Regions from separate parts of the Homo sapiens genome. Here region 1 is linked to region 2. Evidence: chromatin loops called from intact Hi-C (ENCODE). Cell type or tissue: endothelial cell of umbilical vein. All regions are shown on one strand. Each heading gives the region's core, and the rest is flanking DNA. Links, peaks and the distances in the headings are about the cores only.

Region 1 (7,845 bases), core at 1,355-6,354, 170 kb before region 2:
AAAGTAGGGTAAGGTAACCTGATAACAAGTGCATCCCAGAATAAGTGAATCACTGACAGCATCCTGTTTCAACCCAACTGAAGACGTGCCTGCTCATTCTTTCATTAAGCATTTGTTGAATGCCATGTGCTAGGCCTTGCTGGAGGTACTGGGAAGCACAGGTAAGTAGCTTGGCATCTCCAAATACTTCAGTGTGGTAAAGACACACAGCTCCTTCAAGAATCCACTTCCTTATCTTCCCTTCTCCCCTTTCCCTTTCTCTCTTTCTCTTTCTCTCTCTCTTTTTTTCTTTCTTTTCTTTCTTTCTCTTTCTTTCTTTCTCTGTCTCTTTCTCTCTCTCTCTCTTTGTTTGTTTGTTTGTTTGTTTGTTTTGACAGTGTCTTGCTCTGTCATCCAGACTGGAGCAAAGTGGCATGATCATGGCTTACTGCAGCCTTGACCTCCAAACTCAAGCAATCCTCCCATCTCAGCCTTTTGAGTAGCAAGTACTACAGGCGTGCATCAACCATGTGTCTAATTTTTAAATTTTTTGTAGAGACAGGGGTCTCAAACTCCTGGGCTCAAGTAATCCTCCCACCTCAGCCTCCCAAAGTGCTGGGATTACAGATGGGAGCCATCACATCTGGCCCAAGGATCTAATTTCTAAATAGACCTTTACCCAAATAAAAGCTGGGAAATAGTAACAAGTACCACACTACTACAGATAATCCAGTTCCCAGGAAGCCTTATAGCCTGGCCTATCAATTAATCACAGACAATTCTCTAGAATAAGACATTTAATGTCTAGGGTCTAAGGGTAAGGTAAAAAGACTGAGGAAGCTGTTGTCTCTGCCATAGCTTAGTCACTGATAAGGAAATAAGATAGAGAAGAAAAGGCAAGGTCCATTCTCCGAGAAAATGTCTCTTAACTTTCCTGCCTTCACTTGAGCCACATGCTCTACAGTCCTATTGTGTGGCCCTAAAACCAGCCCAAGCTGGGATAGCCAGATAGAGAGCATGGAAAACCATCTGTTAAGTGACCATAGGTAGCATATTATATTTGAACTGGATCTTGATAACACATAGACCTGGTACTCAACAGGAGTGCAATTACACAGTGATTCAGTAAACATTTAAGCATCCCCTATGTGCCAGGCACTGTGCTAGTGCTACTAATGAGACACTCATTATCTTTGCCTATAGTATAGTCTAGCAGTGTGACAGATGTTAAACAGGTAACTGCAGGTGTGGGGGCTAAAAGAATAAGGGAAGTCTCTGAGGCAGTGGCAGTTAAGTTGCTGGATGAAGGATGAGAGTGTTGACCAGGGAAAGATGGCATGGAGGAGCATTCCAGGAAGGAGATGGTGCATGCATGGTGAGATGTTGGACTGACAGTCGTATCTACTCTTCTATTAATCTTTTTCTTCCTTCCTTCATTCCTTCTTTCTTTCTTTCTTCTTTCTTTCTTTCAGATGTTGGACTGTCAACCGTATCTACTCTTTCTTTCTTTCTTTCTTTCTTTCTTTCTTTCTTTCTTTCTTTCTTTCTTTCTTTCTTTTCTTTCTTTTCTTTCTTTCTTTCTTTCTTTCTTTCTTTCTTTCTTTCTTTCTTTCTTTCTTTCTTTCTTTCTTTCTTTCTTTCTGATGTTGGACTGTCAGTTGTATCTACTCTTCTATTAACCTACCTTCCTTCCTTCCTTCCTTTCTCTCTCTCTCTCTTTCTTTCTTTTCTTTCTGCTGGCTTTCTCCCCTCTAAAACATAAATGTGCTCAAATCTGTATCATCTTCAAACCAAAACAGCAAAAAAGCAAAACTAAAATACTTTCACTTTTTTTTGACAACTTTTGCCATTTTATTGTCTTCTCTCTTCCCCTTGACATCAAAGCTCTTGAAAGAGCAATCTGCATTGATGTGCCCACTCTCCCCTCAACTTGCTGCAGTCTGACTTCCCTGATAACTTTTCTGTAATTGTCCCATAATGTCAAATCCAATGGATACTTTCCCACTGTTATCTTAATCAACCTCTTTGCAAGAGCTGAGTCTGTCGACTCTCCTCACCCTCTTGATGCCCTCTCTGCCTTTAGTGTCTGTGGTACCACCAAATCCTGATTCCCTTCCCAGCTCTCCATCACTCCTATCAGTCTCCTTCACAGGCTCTCCACTCCCTGAGAAATGGCAATTTATCCCAGAGCTCCACCCTTGGGCATCATTACTGGCTACCTATGGATGACTTGTAATCTACAACTCTGGTGCAGATCCCATTTGGCAGTCTTGATGTCTATTGGACAGACCTTTATCAATAACTCACAGTTACTCTGAACTCAGTTCCAGCCCAACTTATTCAAAACTGAACTAATCTTCCCCTCCAAATCCCTCTCATATATTACCTTGCTTGGTAAATGACCCGACTATCCATCTAAGCTAGAGTCCAAATGTTAATCCTTAATTCTCTCCTTCTGCTCCTTTGCCCTCTATATACAATGAATCAGCCTCTAAATCCTGAAGATTACACCTCCTAATACCTAATGCCTGTTCTTTTCTTAGTCGTCATGGGTACCGCCTTAGCTCAGGCCTTCATCTTTCCCCAGTTGGGTTTCCACAATTTCATATACTACCTGCACTGTACTGTGGACCTCCCCTCCAATTCACTTATTTTATTTTATTTTATTTATTTATTTATTTATTTTGAGACAGAGTTTTGCTCTTGTTGCCCAGGCTGGAGTGCAATGGCGTGATCTCGGCTCACCGCAACCTTCCCCTCCTGGGTTCAAGCGATTCTCCTGCCTCAGCCTCCCGAGTAGCTGGGATTACAGGCATGGGCCACCATGCCCGGCTAATTTTTAGGATTTTTAGTACACACAGGGTTTCTCCATGTTGGTCAGGCTGGTCTCAAACTCCCAACGTCAGGTGACCCGCCCGCCTTGGCCTCCTAAAGTGCTGGGATTACAGGCACGAGCCACTGTGCCCGACCTCCAATTCATTTTAATGTGGGAACTTTCTAAAAGGAAAATCTGATCATGTCACTCCCCTGCTTAAACTTTTTCAATGACACTCCATCACTGTCATGATAAAGTTCTTCCTTCTTAGCTTCATACTCTAGACACATTTGGGATCTATCATCTGTTCCTTTCCCTCCTCACTGGTCTCATCTCTTGCCACTGTACCATAGAGACTGCAGTTCCTGCCATTCTCAATGACCAGGAGTTCCCCGAATATAACATGAAATTTTACATCTTATTATCATCTTGCATACTCTTTCATGTTCTTAAAATATGTTTCTTCCTTTTCATGAGCCCCAGACTCTGGGGAACCTTCCCAGATCATCTCCCTACCTAGCACTTCACCCCAGCCCTGCCTCTGTTGTTCCCCTAGTCTACTGGAAATACTTCTTTGATGACACCTGTTATGTTGGACTTGATTTCTCCCACTGGATTCCAAGCTCGGTGGGAACAGACTCTGTCATGTACACTTTTGTGGCCTCAGAACCTGATATAGTTATTTATTAAACAAGTGTCATTATTTTGTCACATAGATGTACACATGTAGGTATGTGTGTACCTGTGTGTATATGTATGTGCAGCGGGTTTGGAGGCATAAGGGGAAAAGGAGATTACATTTGCTGAGCACTGACAATGTGCCAAGCACTGTACTGGATACTTTATACATATTTATATTGTGATCTTCATTTTATAGAAAGCTGAGGCTCACAGCAAGTAACCAGCGTATGATTTCATAGCTGGTATTGGTAGTAGAGCTGTGATTTGAGCCTAGGCTGGTCAGATTCCAGCCCCTGGGATTTTTTATCACCCCACACTGCCTCCCTGACTACCAGGAAGGAACAGCCAGGTGGAGGAGCCCAGAAGGTACATTACAGGGATTTCCTTGGAAATCCTCAACATTAATTACCCTCAAAACCCTCAGTTTGTCATGACAAAGGTTTTCTGAAGAATACGAAGGCCACTCAATTTTTAATGTTTTCTTTCCAGGTTTATCTTTTAAAAACCGTATACCTGTTTTACAAGGATCTCACAAAGATTAACAATATGTATGCTATGAAGGATCCCATCTGCCTCAGAGAAGATACGCTTTTCATCACAGACTGTATACTTTTTACAGTTCTTATCTATTTATTCTACTGCAAAAACTGCCGATTCTACAGAGCCTATTAATTCCACTGGGAAAACATGTACGGAATGTGCTCATGAGTATGGGACTTCCTGTAATTGTTGGAAAGAAGAAAAAGGCTGATAGAAAAAACATTTTGGCCTGGCACTCAGGAGAAAACTTCTGCTGAGGAATGAACAGGGAAAAACAATGATGGACCACCTCAAGGAACAAATCGGATAGCTTCGACTTCCCCTCTGGAAGCCCTGCTGCGCTGGGATGCACCTATCCCTACTTCTTAGATGTTCCCATATGTTCTCAACAGCATTCTGTCCCTCCTAAGCAGTGTCACTAAAGCTAGCTGGTCTCTTAGGATTGTTACCTTTATTGATGATTTTCCCTTTGTGCTTCCTGGTGTCTGGCACCAAGACCACACCCCTACTTCTCCAATGGCCCTTTCCCTCAGTAAGCTTAGCTTATTGCTCACCTCCCACCTTCTCCCTGAACCCCAGCAGAAAGACATGGACCTGTCAGATGCTCCCGATATTTAAGTGTCTATGCCAAAATCTCATGTGGACCTTGTTTGTTCAAATGAGTTACTATTGAGAGAGACAGCAAAGTCATCTTCTTTAGGGAACCTGAAAATTGTCTTCAGTCTGAAAATTGTCTTCAGAAGGAGCAAAAGATAGGTGAGAGGGAGAGGATAAGAGGAGAGCCATGTATTCTCCTGACCATGAGCTCGCGGTAGATAAACCCCTGGTTACCTGAAGGCAGCACCGTGAGCACCATCCGCTGTGACTCATCGGATGCTTGATTAATCCACTTGCTTGGGTGTCCATGGAGCTGCCACTCTGCCACCCTACACCAGTACATTCCTGCATCCTCCATCTCCACCTGATGAAGCTTCAGGACAAAGTCTGTAGAGGATGAACGGTAACAGTGCAGGTGCCTCCTGAGCCCCTCTTCCCCATACTCCAGCAAGCCATCATGTTGCAAGTGCACCAGCAATTTACTTCCAGAGTTTTCTCTGTTCCAGTACCACATCACAGAGTACAGAGTGGCTGAGCTGCCTACACTCTCCAGGCTGCAGCGGATGGCCACTTCTCTGTGCTCAGTCACATTTTCGGTCCAGTACACTTTGGAGACACGTACCTTACTTCCTAGAAAATAAAATGGCAGTAAATTAGAGAATGCAGACTTTCAGATTTGGATACCACCTCTGAAAAATCTAGTTCTCACTGGGAAGATCTTATATTCTTTAGACATCAGTGCATTCATTTTATTTTTTTTATTATTTTTATTTTTTGAGACAGAGTCTTGCTCTGTCACCCAGGCCAGAGTGCAGTGGCATGATCTCAGCTCACTGCAACCACTGCCTCCTGGGTTCAAGCAATTCTCCTGCCTCAGCCTCCCAAGTGGCTGGGATTACAGGCGTGTGCCACCATGCCCAGCTGATTTTTGTATTTTTAGTAGAGACGGGGTTTCACCATGTTGGCCAGATTGCTCTTGAGCTCCTGGCTTCAAGTGATCTGCCCACCTCAGCCTCCCAAAGTGTTGGGATTACAGGCATGAGCCACCACGTCCAGCCACATTCATTTTAATTCTTGTCCTTGGTCCCTGTTTTTCTCTCACATTTGCCAGGACATTCTCTGCTAGGAATCAAACCAGCCTCTTTCCTTCTTTAGCCCAACTGCTTGCCTGCTGGACCCTGCCATTGAAAACTACACAGCTTCTGCAGGGCCCTCTGCCTGCTGCTTTTACTTACCCTTGATTCACTCCTCCTCTACTTCCCAAAGTGGTCATTCACAACTTTTAGCAGCTCCCTCAAGCCATGTATTCCACCAGTACCCCTCATTCTTAGCAAATTACTCTCCTCCCATACACCCAGATATTATCTTGGGTGTAAACGCAGAGAGAGAGGACGCCATCCAAGAGACTGAACATTTTGATGCAAGTGTTAGAAGGCCATCCATGGGAGCTATTTAGATGATTGGATTAGACTGAGTTTTAAAGAGATTTTGACATTTACTTTTTTTCCCCTTGCTAACCAGCAGGTGAGGATTTAGAATAACAGCCAAAGTAGTTACAAACAAAATAAAGAAATTATAGTGTGCATTACATTTTCAATTCCACTACAAACACATTTATTTATTTATTTATTTATTTATTTATTTTTATTTTATTTATTTTTTGAGACGGAGTCTCGCTCTGTCGCCCAGGCTAGAGTGCAGTGGCACAATCTTGGCTCACCGCAACCTCTGCCTCCCGGGTTCAAGCGATTATCCTGCCTCAGCCTCCCGAGCAGTTGGGATTACAGGCATGGGCCACCATGCCTGGCTAACTTTTTTATTTTTAGTAGAGACAGGGTTTCACCATGTTGGCCAGGCTGGTCTCGAACTCCTGACCTCAGGTGATCCGCCCACCTTGGCCTCCCAAAGTGCTGGGATTATAGGCATGAGCCACTGTGCCTGACTCAAACACATTTATTAATCTGTCTTTAAGAGAATAATTCTGTCTGATCTTGGACTCTTTCTTAGTTACCATTTTTACTCTCCCCTTTCCTTCATGGAGTAGCACGTGGAATATTAGCACATGGAATACTGTTGCTGTTTCCTTGTCTCAAATTACTTCCTACTTTATTGTGATCTGGCTTCCAATCCCATCACTTTACTTGGCCAGGGCCCAATTTCCCAGTTCAAGGGACCCTCTAGTCCTTTTCTGTCCTCTATGTGGTTTTTGTTACTGGAGTCCAATTTCTCCTTGAAATTGACTTCTTTTCTTCCAACCTCAGAGAAAATATCCCCCTTACAACTCTGACCAGTCATTCTCAGCATCTTTCTGGGGCCTCTTGGTTAACTTGTTCCCTAAATGACGTGCACAACCGGAAGTCCACAGCCACACCAAGCCCACAGGTATGTTCTGCTTGACACTTGCAGTATTTTAAGAGAACTGGGCTGGGCGCAGTGGCTCACGCCTGTAATCCCAGCACTTTGGGAGGCCAAGGCAGGTGGATCACCTGAGGTCAGGAGTTCAAGACCAGCCTGAGCAACATGGTAAAACCCTGTCTCTACTAAAATTACAAAAATTAGCCAGGCATGGTGGCACACACCTGTAGTCCCAGCTACTCTGGAGGCTGAGGCAGGAGAATTGCTTGAACCCAGGAGGAGGAGGTTGCAGTGAGCTAAGATCATACCACTGACTCCAGCCTGAGCAACAGAGCAAGACTCCGTCTAAAAAAAAAGAAAAAGAAGAAGTGAATTAGTTGTGGACATTCTCAAACTGGGAGATGTCACCAAAAAAGATTTTAGGCATCTCTAGATATGCAAAAAGATCTGACAACACGGAGCCCACATTTCTACATGGGAAGCACTTGAGCTAAGCAGTGGCTGCCTCCTGAAGACGGCCATGCACATGTGGTCAAGAGTTTGGTGTGGATGACTGGGAGACAGAATGCCAATCACACAGATGGGAAATGCAGAAGTGCAAATGAGCATGGTGAGATGGCAGAGATGCTAAGTGCAATTTAGGGCATGCTGAGTATGGGGGCATCCAAGTAGAAATGTACAGCAGGCAGTTGGGTATGAAGGCTTGGAGCTCAGGAGATCAGGGCTAAGCACAAAATCTCAGAGTTATCATCTAGAAGGTGGTAGTTGAAACCAGGGCAGTGTTTAAGAAATTCTGAGGAAAGCAGAGAATAAGAAGCAAAACAGGCCCAGGATCTATCCCTGAGGAACACACACATTTAGCAGGGAGAAGAAGGGGC
Region 2 (7,845 bases), core at 1,006-6,005:
AATAAAAAATTAGCCAGGCATGGTGGCACATGCCTGTAGTCCCCAGGTACTTGGGAGGCTGAGGTGGGAGGATTGTTTGAGCCCAGGGGTTCAAGACCAGCCTGGGCAACATTAAGGAGACCTCGTCTCTATTAAAAATAACTGAATAAAATCAAGTAAAAAATAACAGCTGTCTGAGATTGGTGGTTCACATATATTGGGAGGCTGAGGCAGAAAGATTGCTCGAGGCTAGGAGTTCAAGACTAGCCTGGCAGCATAGTGAGACTATGTTGCTACAAAATAAAATAAAATAAAAGCAAATATTTGAGTGCTTTCCACGTGCCACATGGTTTTACATGTATTCTCTAATTTAATCCTTACAATATTTCTTCCAGGAAAGATACTCTTATCCACACTCTACCTATGAGAACACTTAGGCCCAAAGACATTAAATAATAACTTAGTAAGAAAAAGGAGCTGGCTTACAAATGCTGATAATATGACTTAAGGACCTGCTAGCGTCACCAGGAGACTGTGCTGTCCCTGGAATATAAATCTGCTCCTAACAGGACTAGCCTGTGTGCATCGGGAGAATGTCTCAGATAAGACCCAAAAGGACAATGTCTAAGTAACTATAATTGGCATTAATCAGCTAATGGAACACATGCCCAGGCAGCTATGGGCACTCGTCTTCTGGTGACATTTATGTCTTCAAATGTAGTTTTCTTTTTCTCCTGCACATACTTAGATTGCCTATGATGATGTAAACTGGGAGGAATGATTGGAAGCAGTGGAGACAGTGGGAGAAGTCAGACCAGGTTCAGATAATAAGGAGTGCATTAGTCTGTACAGGGTTTTAAAATAATAATAAAACTGGCCAGGTGTGGTGGCTCATGCCTGTAATCCCAGCACTTTGGGAGGCCAAGGTGGGCAGATCCCCTGAGGTCAGGAGTTTAAGACCAGCCTGCCCAACATGGTGAAACCCTGTCTCTACAAAAAAAAAAAAAAAAAAAAAAATTATCCGGGCATGATGGGGGGTGCCTGTAATCCCAGCTACTGAGGAGGCCGAGGCGGGAGAATTGCTTGAACCTGGGAGGTGGAGGTTGCAGTGAGCCGCGATCGCGCCATTGTACTTCAGCGTGGGCGACAGAGCGAGACTCTGTCTCAAAATAAATAAATAAAATAATAATAATAATAAAACCAACTAAATGCCATCTGGTTTGTATAATCACATGAGCCGTGGCAATTCCGAACAATGTAAGTGACAAAATGCTCCTCCCAGCCAAGGGCTAACTCTTCTACCCTTGGAATGCTGCTTGTTGAAAGAGAACCATCTTAGTAGATTCTGAGCTTTTTTCAGCTTTGAATTCCCAGAATGTGCTATGTGTCGGATATAATAGATGCTCAAGAAACATTAAGTTGAAAATAACAAAATTGAGCTCAGATATATCCTCAGCCCTTTAAAATCTGGGCTGGAGATCCCCAAAAGTCTTTGTCATCTCTCACAAAGTCTGGTGTCATCTCTCACAAGAAAACTTGCAGCCACACAGGCCCCCTCTGTTAAAACACAGGAAAACTGAGGTAGCTGCCCAAGAAATGTAGGCAAAGTTGGAGCTTTGCTGGAATGCTACAGACTTGATTTTTCACTCTGCACTTGCAGTGGTTACCAGGCATGCCACCAAGTGATTTTATTTACACATTTTATTTCCTTTTTTGGAAAACCATTACAAATCCCCTCAGAATTCAGAATATTAAAGCATCTATTAGTTCTAGTTGGGCTTGGGAAGCTGAGTGCTTAGAAAATACTCCTCCTACTGCACAGGCACCCTCCACACTCTCAAATTACCCAAACCAGCTCATAATTGGGACCAGCTGGCAGGAGGAGAGAGGGAGGCCCCTGCGCTGAGCTTGGAATCATGTTACAAATTTCATCCCTAGAAAGAGGCTAGCCTTCACCCATTAAGGGTTAAGATGTGGGAAGTCAAAGGAATAGTGCTTAGGAGCTGGAATTTAAATTGGCTAAATAGAACCTGAAAATGAAGTGTTCACATTAGCAATGGTAGCTCCTTGCTTTGTCTAGAACGAAGTATGTATGGAATAACTGAGTGGACTGCACAGGGCTACAGCATCAGCCGGATTTTGCTTTATTGTTTGTCTTTCCAAAACTGGCATAACTGACCTGCATCCCACTCAATATCTTTCCTTTCCCCAAAATTATTCCACTTAGTTTGGGAGCACAGACTTCCCTATCTGTGCACCAGGAAAGGGCAGGTTTAAAATGAGTAGTGTCTGTGACACCTGGTGCTCTCTCATTGCCAGTATTTCTCGAGATCCACTTTCTCCTGCATTCATGCTAGATCTTCTAGGCACTGAAGCTTGTGCCCCCGCCCTGCTTTGGTCTGAGCCAGAACAACAGCTCTGCTCTTGGAGAGCAACTCATGAGGCCAGCCCTCCCAGCCTTGGCCGTGGGCTTCCCAGCCTGGATAGGGAATCTGGAGGAAATGAAACAAGCCCTCAGAGCCAGTGAACCATTATTCAGGAGAGCCTGGGCGCAGTGGTAGCTGTTAGTGGCTGGTGACCGTGGTGCTGGTGGCACTGTCCCAGACATGTGGTTTTCAGTGGTGTGACCTTGGCTGTCTTTTCTGGTGCCAACACCCTTGGTTTTTGCCTGTTTACTGAGCCAGATTCTCCAGGCTTCCTGTGGATTCTGTGAACTACTTGATTGCTCTGCAATAAATATTTTCTGCTTAACAGAGTCGATTTCTGGTGTCAGAAACCAAGAACTCTGACTGGTACAGCATCTGTCCCTGCAAGATTCAGGAAACCAAGTCCAGTGCTCAAGAGGGAGAAGAGATTAAAGAAAACAGAAGTAGAATATAGAAAGGAAATAAAAAAGCAGAAAAAGGGTGCAGCATTGTGGAAGCGTGGGGAGAAGGAAGGAGTGTGGGGGAAGAAAGTAGAGGAATTGGCAGGTGAGACAGAGCAGCCTGGAAGGGGTCATTCACCTTGTTAATGCTTGTAATAGGAGCCCTGAAGAAAACTGCCAAAGTGGCCTCCCTGAGGTATTTCTGCATTTCTGTTTCTGGTGGACAACGTGGTTTAAATGATTTTATGTGGCTGTTTCAGGAACAACAGATCCTTGATTTGGGCTTGCTTTTGGAAATAAATGAAGGTGTTAGCTTTTACTTTTTGCATTTATCAAATGTGCTGCGTGCTTGGAAGCGCACAGATATACGGACATGCATATGCATAGTGTGATATGATAAATCTATGCACGAGAAATGTGGGTCTTGGGCTAGTTATGTAGGTGGGGGAATTTTATGTAACAAGCCTATTCAATATCTCAAAGGGAAAATGTTACTTACTGTGCCACATTAGCATATCATTTGTTTTATTGGGAAGGCAGAATGAAAAATATTTGACAATTAATAGAAATCATAGGAAAAATTATGATTAAGTGCCATCTGCTGGCTTCTGTAAGTTTTATTTTTACGCAGCCTCAAGCCTGTCCTCATAATTATTGAATGTCTCTCTTTTGCTGAGGATAAAATTGCTTGTTCCATATTTGGCCTATTAATGAGTGCTGCATTTTATGTGTGTGTGTGTGTGTGTGTGTGTATGTACATGTGTGTGAATGGAACTACTTTGGGAGAGCAAATTCACCTTACAGAAATCCATTTTCTTCTAAATTCTGATTTGAGAGAGTAGACTGGGGTTTATTTTAAAATTCTGTTTTCGTAGCAGATTGCAAAAGCTCTGTGTGCTTAGCATGTGTATGGAAGGGGGAAGGTAGGGGGATGGTGCTTTGAAAGTGACTTCTCTCTTTGGTTTCAATCCTCTCCTCTGAGAGTGTATACGGTTTGCATCTCAAAAGCTCTGTCTAGCTTATGGCAGGTGAGGAATTTCCACGTCTCATTTTGATGACATTGCAACAAGGGAGCCTCTGATCACTCAGAAGTTGGTGGGGGTGGGGAAAAAGAAAAAACAGGTTCCATGTGGACATGTTTGACCCCTTCCTCTGCGTCTAGCTCTGGAGCTCAGACTGGAACTGCTCAGCAGGAAACAGGTCTTGCTGCTAGTAAATTACCATGACTGTGTTTACATGGTGAGTCAACAGGCATAGGTCAGCTCTCCTTCTCTCCAAGCAGTCCCTTGAGCTGATGATTTATCTGGGTAAATCACATTCCAAATCAATTTTATTTTTGGCTGTGATTAATGAAATTGGTTTTCAATAGTTCCCAGATAATGATAATAGTTACCATTTAGTAAGTGCCTGTGACATACTAGAAACTATGATAGACTATTTCAAAATTTTTTCTTAGCACTGATTTATTTATGTGTGAAATCTCTCTTTGAATTTCAACATCTAGTGTTAAGTAAGTGTCCCTTTTATTATTTTAATGTTACATTTGATACATAAAAAGAATATAGGTCACATATATGTGTTATAAAGGGTAATAATAAAATGAGTAAAACGAACTGTGGTAGCTTTGTTTCATCACCAGTTCTGTTGCATTGTGGTAGATTCTTTGCGTGCGTTTGTTCCATTTTTCACACTCTTATGAGATAGATGTTATTCTTCCTATTTTAAAAATTAGTAAATTGAGGCTCAGAAAGATAAAGCAACTTCTCAATCTCACCCAGCCAGTAGGCAGGAGAAGTACTGTGGCCGACCTTATCAGAACTCAGCAATATTTGTTTCCCCTTCCTTCGCTGAGGGCAAGGTAGAATTTTCTACCTTACAGTGATGTGGGCCATGTGGCTAGCTAGCTCTGCCCATGCTTGTGTGAATGTGTCACCCCTAGGCTGAGGCAGCATAACATTCCTGAGAGACTCTGCAGCCTCCCTCCTCCCTGCTGGGACAGACTCCATTAGTGCTCTGCTCACATCCCCTTGGTGCTCACAGTTTGTGTTCACGTCAATGGCTTCTTACTGCAGTCACCTGCCACTCTTTGTTCAAGATAGAAAGGTAGGTGGGAACTGTCAGTGGGTGAGTCTGTCCAGGAGTGGCTGTGAGTAATGACACACAGGATTTGGTGGATAAATACCACCCCATCTTTGCCCATTGAGAGGGACAACTCCGGGACATGTTCTATTCTGATTTGCAGGGGCCCCCAGCAGTTACCTGTTCATTAAAGTGCGCTCCATTGATTTCCTTTCCTTTCCCATCTCACTTCCATACTCCCAGATAAATGGCTTGTGCTCATATCCCAGGTTCAGAGTCGGCCTCTGGAAGAACCAAAGCTGAGATACTTTGGCATGTGTCCCCAGGGTGCAGCAACTATATGATGAGGATCCTCCACATGTGAGCTGTCTCCTCTTCAGTAAAAGAAGCACGGCCCCAGGGGCTGGGAATGCTGTCTGTGGCAGCCTTCAGTTGTCAATCTCTGCAGGGCTGCCTCAGCCGCCGAGAGTCACCCCACCCAAGGTTTGCCCCTGATTAACACAGAGGTATCAGGGTCGAGCCATCTTGGCCCAGTTCAGGACATCTCTAAAGGGTTATTCAAGCTCCAGAGACCCCGTGGGTTACGTGAAGGCTGGTGCTGGGCCTGCACTGCAGCTCAACTCCTCCCTCTGCACAGTCCTGTTTCCTTCTGCTCTTTTTCGCAGGTGTCAATCGTAAGGGTACCCCTTAACAAACATCCTGCATGTTAATCTCCTTTCAGAGTCTGCTTTTCAGGGACCCTGACTGCGTCAATATGGGCCCCTGAAGCCTGATTAGAGCAGGAGCCACATTCCCGTGGTGGACATTCCCACATTCACCCTTTGTTGTGTCAAATCAACGACACCTCAGAGTTAGTCTGTTATAACAGAATATCACAGTGCATTTAAATGTGCCTGACTCCAAAGCCTGCATTCTTTCCAGGCATTGGTCCATTCCCTAAAAATGATCATTCTTCCCGTGGTTTTGGCTAGCAACTTAACATCCACTTGCATCTTGACTGCATTTTGGCTACTTACATGTTATTTCCTTTGCCCTTAATTGCCCAGGAGGTGTCTGAGGCCCACTTTGCAGGTTTAAAACTGAGGTTCAGAAGGCTAACTGCACCCTCTGAGCCTGCAGTGCACCACCTGCAAGGCTGCGGCACTTTAATCCCTTTTGTCTGTAACCGCAATTCTGGAGGAGGTGGGGCATGGCAAGCACTTATTAACGCATGGAACACATTAATTCCACACACATTTTAAAGCACCTCCTGGGTGCCACACACTGAGGATATGATGACGGATAAGGAACAGCCCCTGTTTTCAGCCTTGTCGCAGAGACAGGCAGGTAAACAAATAATTGCAATGCAATAATGTAAGAAAAAGTAAAGAGGCTCAGAGAAGGAGCCCGGGAAACTGATGGGAAGAATTCAGAGCCAGCATTCTGGGGAAAGTGCCATCTGAACCAGATCTTAAAGAATTAAAGGTGCTCCTATTCACAATAGCAAAGACTTGGAACCAACCCAAATGTCCACCAATGATAGACTGGATTAAGAAAATGTGGCACATATATACCATGGAATACTATGCAGCCATAAAAAAGGATGAGTTCATGTCCTTTGTAGGGACATGGATGAAGCTAGAAACCATCATTCTGAGCAAACTATCACAAGGACAGTAAACCAAACACCGCATGTTCTCACTCATAGGTGGGAACTGAACAATGAGAACACTTGGACACAGGGTGGGGAACACCACACACCGGGGCCTGTAGTGGGGTGGGGGGAGGGGGGAGGGATACCATTAGGAGATACACCTAATGTAAATGACGAGTTAATGGGTGCAGCACTCCAACATGGCACATGCATACATATGTAACACACCTGCACATCGTGCACATGTACCCTAGAACTTAAAGTACAGTAATAATGAAAGAATAATAATTAAAGATGCTCATTAGTGCAGTAAGTGGAGGAAAGGAATTCCAAGCAGAGGGAACTAAGGCACAGAGACAAGAAAAGTGAGGCATTTGGTTGACTAGAGCCTAGTGTGAGGCAGGAATCAGAGAGGCGGGTCAGGGCCTCGGAAGCCACTGGGCTCTAGACTTTATTGTGCAGGCCATAGGGACTTATATTATCAGACTGACATTTTAGAAGGAAGGTAAGAACCCTAACACTTATTGAGGAATGAGCATAAGCTGCATATTTTACATAGATTATTTCACTTAGTCCTTATAAAGAGCATCTCTTCATTTACAGATGATTATGCTTATTGGAGAAACAACCTCAGGATGTTGAGTGGGGTATTAACTGGAATGTACAGTTTAGGAAGTGTGTGGTATTTGGCCAGGAAATTACAAGGCTCTGAGCAAAGTGGGGAACAGAGGGAAGGACAGAGGGCTCAGATATCTGAGTGGTTTCTATGAGACTTGGCAATTGATTGGCTGAGGCTGGGAGACTCTATTATCCATGAAGGGATCGCTGGAAGGGCAGGTTCAGGGAGAGCATGCTGCATTTTAGGGTCCTGCTGATGTCTAGGCAGATATTTCTGTTGAGGAATTGAGCACATGTGATTTTGAGACCATCGAGAGACTTAGAGTGGCAATACAGACTTGGAATTGTCTCCCTGTGGGTAGTAAATGAGGACATGGCAATGTAATAGAAAGAGCTTAGACATTGGCGAGAAATGACCCTGGCATCAAATCCCAGCTCTATCATTTACTGGTGGTACAACCTTAGACAAGTTACTCTGTGATCTCACTTTCCTCATTTGAAAAATTGGGAAACATAATGCTGACCTTGGAGAGTTATAATGAGCATTTAGAATGCCTAGTAGAATGTCTAGAACATAACAAGTGGTCAATAAATGGTAACTAATTTTGGGCAAGAAGGTGGCATGACATGGGAAGAGCATGTACAGTGGAAAGGAGGCAGGATGAGGATG

The links. Peaks named below come from ENCODE experiments on the same cell type or tissue, not always from the same donor. Only the 100,000 strongest peaks of a DNase experiment are listed, where the experiment ranks them.
Region 1: a loop joins it to region 2, with 5 times the contacts of the local background. A loop is called at or near these places in 2 of 110 quality-filtered maps.

What each region holds. Positions count from the first base shown.
Region 1 is chr1:117,022,906-117,030,750 of GRCh38, reverse strand. CD101 (CD101 molecule) reads right to left here. Exons shown (of 10, transcript NM_001256106.3): 8 at 4,847-5,242. It overlaps CD101-AS1 (CD101 antisense RNA 1), which reads left to right. Exons shown (of 4, transcript NR_110786.1): 4 at 3,965-5,269. Among named protein-coding and RNA genes, the nearest start is that of CD101, 25 kb to the right of the region's middle. In endothelial cell of umbilical vein, for the core only: no CTCF peak of the experiment used is centred there; a DNase peak (open chromatin) is centred at 4,210; H3K27ac peaks cover 1,143 bases.
Region 2 is chr1:116,850,065-116,857,909 of GRCh38, reverse strand. No RefSeq gene overlaps it. Among named protein-coding and RNA genes, the nearest start is that of PTGFRN, 56 kb to the left of the region's middle. In endothelial cell of umbilical vein, for the core only: no CTCF peak of the experiment used is centred there; a DNase peak (open chromatin) is centred at 4,019; H3K27ac peaks cover 1,460 bases.